Linked DNA regions of Homo sapiens: all the other regions are linked to region 1. Evidence: chromatin contacts called from ENCODE Hi-C data. All regions are on one chromosome and are shown on one strand. Each heading gives the region's core, a stretch centred on a gene start or an enhancer-like site at or near the end of the contact. The rest is flanking DNA. Distances are from core to core; before and after follow the strand shown.

Evidence for each region. A loop is a pair of places that touch in the nucleus more often than their neighbours do. Pooled maps may share reads with other maps.
Region 2: a loop to region 1 is called in a map of CD4-positive, alpha-beta T cell, with 10 times the contacts of the local background. The contact joins the promoter of PRR14L here to the promoter of UQCR10 in region 1. A Hi-C loop is called at or near these places in 3 of 168 maps with a recorded cell type or tissue (CD4-positive, alpha-beta T cell, CD8-positive, alpha-beta T cell and naive thymus-derived CD4-positive, alpha-beta T cell), 1 of 37 single-sample maps with no recorded cell type and 14 of 50 pooled maps.
Region 3: a loop to region 1 is called in a pooled map, with 23 times the contacts of the local background. The contact joins the promoter of LINC01521 here to the promoter of UQCR10 in region 1. A Hi-C loop is called at or near these places in 6 of 50 pooled maps.

Annotation. Positions count from the first base shown.
Region 1 is chr22:29,765,965-29,768,769 of GRCh38, reverse strand. It overlaps UQCR10 (ubiquinol-cytochrome c reductase, complex III subunit X), which reads right to left and starts at 1,401. Exons shown (of 2, transcript NM_013387.4): 1 at 1,222-1,401. The coding sequence starts at 1,371. It overlaps ZMAT5 (zinc finger matrin-type 5), which reads left to right and starts at 1,763. Exons shown (of 6, transcript NM_001003692.2): 1 at 1,763-1,898. RefSeq lists enhancers at 1,270-1,319, 1,229-1,878, 1,680-1,909, 1,879-2,528.
Region 2 is chr22:31,748,778-31,751,582 of GRCh38, reverse strand. It overlaps PRR14L (proline rich 14 like), which reads left to right and starts at 1,451. Exons shown (of 9, transcript NM_173566.3): 1 at 1,451-1,590. RefSeq lists enhancers at 1,226-1,520, 1,010-1,569, 1,809-2,441.
Region 3 is chr22:31,345,341-31,348,145 of GRCh38, reverse strand. It overlaps LINC01521 (long intergenic non-protein coding RNA 1521), which reads right to left and starts at 1,387. Exons shown (of 1, transcript NR_120386.1): 1 at 1-1,387. PATZ1 (POZ/BTB and AT hook containing zinc finger 1) reads left to right here and starts at 1,800. Exons shown (of 5, transcript NM_014323.3): 1 at 1,800-2,805. The coding sequence starts at 2,544. RefSeq lists silencers at 1,295-1,514, 1,565-1,634, 2,005-2,424.

The sequences.
Region 1 (2,805 bases), core at 152-2,651:
CTGTGGTCCCAGCTACTCAGGAGGCTGAGGTGGGAAGATCACTTGAACCCAGGAGGTCAAGGCTGCAGTGAGCTGTGATCATGCCACTGCACTCCAACCTGGGCGACAGAGTGAGATCCTGTCTCAAAAAAACAAAACAAAACAAAAAAAAGCACAAGGAAAATGGGTGAGTTATAACAACATACTTGGATGTCTCTCCAGATCAATGGGAGTGGTTAACAGAACCACTTGCAAGAGATGGGACAGTAGCAATGCTTTCATATGGGGCAGGAAGTTGCACTGGTCACAGGCAGCATAGCACTAGTGGACAGTGCCTTCCCGGGCTGCAGAGTCAGACAGTCTCAAATTAAAAACACAAGTGAGTGGTGGAACAGGGCTATATGTATAAGGCCTACTCCAGCACAGTCATAATTTAGCGATATAAAGCATGCACTGCACCTAGCACAGTGCATGATACATAAAAGTCAAAAATGTGTTGCGATTCCTACCTCATGCTTCCACTTTCTCCTGAGGAATGTAAGCAATGATTATTTTTCAGTGGTACCACCTACCAGGCATGTGGCACCCTGCCTGCATCTCATGTAATCCTCACAATCGTGCTCAGGTTACTATTAATATCTCCATCTCACAGTTAAAACGGAGTTCAGAGAAGAAACTTGCTCAACTTAATGCCACAGTTAAGTGACAAGGACCAGTGTTCCTATCCAAGGCTTTCTGATTTCATAGCCCCCACTCTCAACCATTAATACCAACTGTCTACGTGGGAAGCCTTGGGGACCAGAAGCGCCGTCTGAAACTTCAGCCACGGCGTCTAAGGTGTCTAACGTCCTTTTCACGACCGTCGCCTGCTCAAATCTGCCCTTGAAACTCTGAGAGACAGGGGTCCCGTTTCTGGCCCTGACTTGCCCCTGGCTTCCTGTGCAGCTAGTAAGTCCTTTGCTCTCACTAGCCTTTAGTTTTTGCTTCTGATAATGGGCAAGTGGGTATGTAGGGTGGCACACAGCAATACTTACAACCCCTGCAAAATGAAATATATTAACCTCGCTTAACGTTTTAGAATTCACATCAAGCCAAGGGGACAGACGGCGGACTCGAGACAGAAGACGCCGACGGTTTACCCCTTACCCCCTTCCTGGTAAAAGTATACTGAGTCCCATCCCACCTCTACTCCACTGTCACCCCTCAGGCGGGTCCAAGGTCAGGGATGGCACAGGCCCTCACCCCCTCGTTGATGTGGTCGTAGATAGCGTCCGCGCCTTGATCGAAGGCGCGCTCGAAGAACATGACGCCCACGATGATGGTGAGGGCGAAGGTGGAGGTCCTGCGGAACAGCAGGGAGTACAATTTCGAAGTCAACGTCGCGGCCGCCATGTTTCTTCACAGTCCAACTCGCGCCACCGCGCCTGCGCTGGGGCCGACCTCGTTCCCCAAAGGCCCTAGACGTGCAACACTTTATGGGATTTGTAGTTCCTCTGAATCTCAGCCTTCGTGTTTTGAACCACAGAGGTATTCCTATCCTGGGAATGAGGAAAAAAACTCAAAAGGTTCATATCAGGACAGCCCAGATAATCTGATAAGATTTATTACCCAATTTTTCTTCTCCAGAATTCCTGGCTGTTAGAATATGTCAAACTACAACTCCCAGAAGCCCTCGCGCGCCATCACCTTCTCCCCGCCCTCCGCCCAGTCCCGGCTTAGATTCCCAAAGCTCTCTGGGAAGGGCGAACTGATGGCCAAGGCGAGACTACGAATCCCAGCAAGCAGTACGCGACGCGAGGACGCAGGAGGAGGAGCCCGGAGCTGCAGCCACCGGGGAGCCAGGTACCTTCCGCGAGACGTCGAGGGGCGAGTCCTAGTCTCTTTTCTCCGCACTGGAAGACTTGAACACTTCCTTCTCTGTGCGTACGCCCTGCGGCGGGACGCACCATTTCTTGGGATAGGGTGTGGATAGAGGGGCGAGGGCAGCTGGGTTCCCGAGACCCTGGCTCAACTCTTCGCCTTGTCCCCTGCACCAGCCCCAAGTCTAGGCCAGGAGCTGGAGCCTGCGGCAAAAGTCTTGTCCTGGAGGTTAAACCCTTCACCCTGGATTAAGGGCAGGGACGGATCTGCCCTGCTTCCTGTTCCTCTCACCCCTGGGCTTCGCACCGGGCAACCCTGGTTTGGAAGGCTGGAGACTTGGAACCTGCTTGGGATTGAAAAGAGCAAGGGCTTTGGAGTACCTGGGGCATTCAACAGATGTTTTCCCAGCGCCTGTTCTGGTCCCTGCTCTGGGGACCCAGCAGTGAACAAAGTCCTTGCTCTCACAGAGCGCTCAATCTACGGAGTGGGCGGGTGGGGAGATGCAGTACAGCAAACAGATAGTGCTTTGGTTGACTGGAGAGGCAGTGGTGGTGACATTGCACCCTGGGTAGCTGCTCTGGGGGGTGACACTTGACTAGAGACCTGAATGAATAGTAGAGTTGAACAGGAAAACGTTGGTGCAAAGGCCTTGAGGCAGCTACAGTCCTGGGATGTTTGAGGGAAAGAAGTAGAGTGGACTGTGAAGAGGTTGACTCCGGTCAGCTCATGTCTGGCCTTGGAACCCACCTTACGGAGTCTTGTTTTCTTTGGTTTTTGTTTTTAGAGACAGGGTCTCACTGTGTTGCCCAGGCTGGTCTCCAACTCCTGGGCTCAAGCAATCTTCCTGCCTCGCCCCCCAAGGTGCGTGAGCCACCGCGTCTGGCCAAGGAGTCTTGTCTTTTTCTAGTTGCACTAGGAGGCCATTGAAGGGTTTTCAGGAGAAATGCGACAAGATTTAATGTGCAC
Region 2 (2,805 bases), core at 202-2,701, 2.0 Mb before region 1:
GAGGCCGAGGCAGGCGGATCACTCGAGGTCAGGAGTTCAAGACCAGCCTGGCCAACATGGTGAAACCCTGTCTCTACTAAAAATACAAAAATTAGCTGGGCATGGTAGCATGCGCCTGTAATCCCAGCTACTCAGGAGGCTGAGGCTGGAGAATCTCTTGAACCTGGGAGGCAGAGGTTGCAGTGAGCCGAGATCCTACCACTGCACTCCAGCCTGGTGTCAGAACGTGGCCCCGTCTCAAAAAAAAAAAAAAGAAAGAAAGAAACGAAACTTTGAAGCATTCAATTTTTTTTTTTTTTTTTTTTTTTGAGACAGTGTCTTGTTTTGTTGCCCAGGCTGGAGTGCAGTGGGGGCACCATCATAGCTCAATGCAGCTTCAAACTCCTGGGCTCAAACGATCCTCCTGCTTCAGGCTCCCCAGTAGCTAGGAGCACAGGTGCATCAACACCTGAGCAATTTTTGTTTTGTTTTGAGAAAGAGTCTTGCTGTGTCATCCAGGCTGGAGTGCAGTGGCACTATCACTGCTCACTGCAGCCTCAACCTTCCAGCCTCAAGTGATCTTCCTGCCTCAGCCTCCAGAGTAGCTGGGATTACAGGCACACATCACCAGACCCAGCTGTTTGTTTTTTGGCAGAAACGATGTCTCACTATGTTGCCCAGGCTGGTCTCAAACTTCTGGGCTGAAGTGCTTCTCCCGCTTTCGCCTCCCAAAGTGCTGGATTACAGGCGTGAGACACCGCGCCTGGTCGATTTCTATTTTTTAACACAAAGCCGTATTATTTGGGGCAAGTCGATTTCATTATCTGGACCTCAATTCTTCCACTGGATAAACATTTCTTCCTTCCTTCAAATGTCCATTGAGCGTCTAGTTTTGTGCCGGACACTGCTCTTGGTGCTGAGCATTAAGTGATGAACAAAACAGACAAGGTGGAGGAAGATAAATGATAAACAAGTCAATAAAGAGATGAGACATAGAAATTTCAGCTAGTGTTAAAGCTATGAAGAAAATAAAACAAGGTTCTGTAACCAACTGGAGGCAGAGGTGCCATTTATTTAGTGGTCAGTGTGATTAGAAGAAGCAGAGGAGTGTCATGACCCAAAACACTCTTTCCAGTAGAATAAGATCTCTCGGGCTGCCAGAGTGGAAGCAGGCAGGCCCTTAGAATTGTAGCCGTCCAGACTAGAAAAACGGTGGACTGGAACAGGGTGACAGCAGCGAAGGCCGGCACTGGGTCCTGTGGCTCAGCAGGAGCAGAACCAAAAGTTGTGTTTCCCTTTAAGAGTTTGAGCCGCAGGGGCGGGGTTGAGGGAGGCTGGGGCTAGCAGAGGGCGGGAGGTCAGAATCAGGAAGAGCCTTCCCTTGGAGTGCGCGCGCGCGGTGCGGGGGCGGGATTTGGGCGAGTCCGCATGGCTGGCTCGGGCCCCGGATGAGGAAGTGCAGGGGGACCATAGAGACGAAGAGGTGGCGGCGGCCGGAGCGCCCCCGGCCTCTGTCGGCTCCGTAGGCTCAGGTAGACCTGGCGACGACGGGGCTGCAGCTGCAGGGGCTGAGCTGGCTGGGCAAGCGCGGGCCGCGGAGGAGGTCTCAGGGTAAGAGGCCGGGACTGGAAGGCTTCGGGCGTAGCCGCCCCGCCCCACTCCGCCCTAAAGGGACCCTCCGCCGGGTGGTGCTGCTAAAGGGGAGTCCAGGCCCCCCGCCCTCTCGGGGCGCGGAAAGGAACCAAGGCTGCCCTGTGGGCGGCGGAACGACCCAGGGAGAGGGAGGAGACCAGGCCCCGCGTCGCTAGAGAAAAGCGGCTTCTCCGAGTCATGGCTCCGACGCGGGAGAGAGACTCCTCTTCAACCTCGATACAACAGGGATCCCCCAACTTATCTCCTCGGAGAGGACGACGCCCCTTATCGGAGGCGTACGCTCTTTCTTAGCGCTCATCCGTTGGTCAGCAGAGGGAGACCCACTCCCAGGGTTCGAGGGGGATTCTGAACTTATCCTGAGGAGGAGTAAAAGATAACCCCTAAATGAGACCTTTCCCCCAACTTTGGTCAGCGTCACCCAGGTGAAGAGTGAGACCCAACTTGCCTGAAAGTGACAGAGGGGATCTTTCTTCCCAGTAAGAAAGAGACTTACCTTCCTCCTTTATTTTTCGCCTGTACCCCAAGATACGGAGAGGAAGACCTTGAAATTTTACTTTATGGTATCAGAAATCAACCTTTCTCCCTCTCCCCTCGTGATGTCCACAGAGAGACCCTCGCTTCTCTTCTTCCCTTTAAGCCTCTTGGTGTGCAGTGAGCTCCTTTCCCTTGCATTATTAAGAGCATGGCTTTTGGAGTGTAATCGTTGCAAACCTGGGTCTCTCACTTAACGTCTTTGTGACCTTGACTATTTGTTTAACTTGTCTGAATCTCAGTCCATCTCCAATTTGGGTTCTGTTTTCTTAGAATTGTCATGCGGGCTAAGGGAGCATTTGTGTAAATACTAGTTATATAGTAAGCTTTTGGTAAGCTGTTGCTATTACTATTACTTAATCTGTTAAAAAAGAAAACTAATATCTTGCACAGAGAAGCATATTTTTCCATGCATGCCCCTCGCAGCCTCCATCACAAGTGTTCAACCATCCTTTCTCACTGGAGTGGAAGACTCCCTCCCACTTAGGGGTTAGAGAAAGAGACACTTCCAGTCCCCTTAGATCCTGCTGTTCAATACTTTCCCAAATTAACAAAGAGGGCCTCACTGAAAATAATCAGTAAAAAAAAGACTTAGCTTTTGGAAACAGGTCTGTGCTCTTAAGAGAAAGTGAGACCTGATGC
Region 3 (2,805 bases), core at 138-2,637, 1.6 Mb before region 1:
CCTCCCAAAGTGCTGGGATAACAGGCGTGAGCCACCGCGCCCGGCCCCTTTCTCTTTCTCTGTGGATGTTCCCAGCAGCTCTCTCAAAAATAAAACGTGCCAGTTCCCAAAATCCGCCCAAGAAAGCTGTGGCTCAGAGAGGGAGGCACTAGCCTAAGGTGACAGTGAGTCTGGGCTTAGAACACAGATCTCCTGGCTTCGTGTCCAGGGAACTTTCTTCATGCCTCTAATTCATTCTCTCCAACAGGAGTTTGGCATGTACTATGCCCTAGAGCGGAGGTGTGCAGGACAGGTGCTGCTGTCCCTGTGCACAGGTTAAGAAACAGTTTAACTGAATCTCAGGGAGGCCAAGTGACTAAGCACCAGGACACGAAACCAGAAGGCAGAGGTCTCGATTTTGAACTCGGATCATCCGCCAGGGCAACGCCCGGAAGCCTCAGGGCGCGCGTGGCTGGGCGCGAGCTCGGCGCGCAGCGGTGGGAATCCCGAGCGGAGTTGGAAGCCGGGCCCGTTCATTTGCATGCTAATACCCAGAATGCTTTTCCCCCGCACACCGCTTCTCTTAATGGAAGCGCTCAGTTTGGAACCGTGGAAAGTTTGGAACACATACTTCGCTGCCTCTTTGCAACTGTGGGAACTTCCCGCCCGCACACGCGGCGCCTGCAGCCTGGGGCTCCGCGCCAGGCGGCCCAAAGGCAGCCGCCAGCGCTTCCTGGGAAGACAAACCTTGGTGTACAACTCTAGCGTGGTAGCATCCCCGGGCGGGCCGGGGACAAAGCGCCGAGGCCTGGCGGCAGGGCCCATTACCAGAGCACCCGGCGTCTCACAGGGCTGCGGGCGCTGGGGATGCTCCGGGCTTGGAGAGGCCTGAGGGTGTCCCCGACTCCTCCGGCACCCCCACTTCCCTGAGGATTGCTGGGGCTTCCGGGGGTCCCTGCCCCGTCCATCGCCCTCATATTGTCGCCTCCCGGAGCTGGTGACTTCACGCTCCCCGGGGACAAAGCTCGGCGTGCTGTGGTTTGGGGGAGAAGCTGGACGCTGGCTTCATCTCTCCAGCTCTTCCGGGCGCGCAGCCCATCAGATCGATCAATGTACCGGGTGCAGAAGCAGCTCCGGAGGTTCGGCCTGTCTCCGGCCAGGACCCCGGGCCCTCTCTGGTGTTTGAAGCAGGGAGGCGGTCGCAGGCGACTTCTGGGAATTTCACGCATGAAAGCGGGGCTCCGAAGGGTGGACGACGCCCGCTCGACCTGCGAGTGCGCTTCGCAGGCTGGGGGGCCCGGATCCGCACCCCTCAGTTCCTGCCCCCCCACCCTGCTAGCCGCCACTCTCAGCGGGCAGGGGAGGGGCAGTGGGAGCTGGTTTGCTGGCTCGGCGCTTCGTTTGCATTGGTCCGGGGGGGCTGAGACTGCAGCCCCCGGCCCCGCGGGCGGGGTGGGGAGGCGGGGGCCGGACGGGGGCTCAGGCTGCTCTAGCATTGGCGGATCTGGGGAATGGGGAGGGGGGGCAGGAAGCGGGGGGAGCGGACTGCGGGGGGGGGGTGTATAAATAGGGAAGGGGGGACGTGCATCCTCGTCTTGGTGAGGGGGGGGCGCTCGGCACAAAGAAAGTGTAAAGTTTGCAGCGCCAGGCGGCCCGGGCTAGGCATCCGGGCGCGCACGTGCAAGGCCGGGGACGCCGGGGCCCCCACTCTGAGCTCGCCGTTTCTTTTTTTTCTGCAAGCGAGAGGGGGGGTGTTGTTGGTATCGCCCCCTCCTTCTCCTCCCCCCAGGGGTGAAAGTGCAAGAGGAAGTGCAGCCGCTGCCATCTTTCCTCCGCTCCGAACACACGGAGCCCGGGGCCGCACAGCCGCCGCTCCGCCGCCGCCTTCTCCCGGCCTGAGGAAGGGCCTACTCTGCCGCCGCCGCCGCCCGCCCGCTCCAGCCGCCGCCGCCGCCGCCACCGCCCTCCAGGCTCCGGGACCCGGCCCGCGCCACCGCCCCCGTGCGCGCCCCGCCGCCGCCGCCTTCGCCTTCGCCTTTTGTTTCCTCCGCTCCGGCGCCCCCGCCCCGGCTCGCGCTTTGCAGGGGACGCAGCGCGCGCCCCCAGCGGGCCCGGGAAAAGCCGCGGCGCGCGCGCGCGCCTGCGCGGCGGACCCCTCCTTCTCCTCCCCGCGTGCGCGTGCCCTTCTTGGCTGCGCGCCGGCGCCGCCTGGCGGGCGGGAGGGGAGGTGGCAGGCGCGTTTGCAGGAGGGGCGCACCTCTTCGCTCGCGCACCCCCCCGGAAGGTAGACCGGGAAGGGGAGGCGGGCGGGCGGAGAGGAGAGAGTGGCGCGCAGTCCAGCGAGGGCGGGGGTTGGCTATGTGGGGGGTGGTGCACCCCGCAGTCTAGACAGTCTGATCCGGGCTGGGGGCGTGTACACTCGGCGCACCTGCGAGACTACAGAGCCTCGGGCCGGCACGTGTGGGGAGTGTGGACACGTCTGCTGCGCCCCGCTTCTCGCTGCTGAGGGGAAGGGAGGGGGCGGGCAGGTGCAGCGGCCGGGCTAGTGGGAGGGGGCGGCGGCCATGGAGCGGGTGAACGACGCTTCGTGCGGCCCGTCTGGCTGCTACACATACCAGGTGAGCAGACACAGCACGGAGATGCTGCACAACCTGAACCAGCAGCGCAAAAACGGCGGGCGCTTCTGCGACGTGCTCTTGCGGGTAGGCGACGAGAGCTTCCCAGCGCACCGCGCCGTGCTGGCCGCCTGCAGCGAGTACTTTGAGTCGGTGTTCAGCGCCCAGTTGGGCGACGGCGGAGCTGCGGACGGGGGTCCGGCTGATGTAG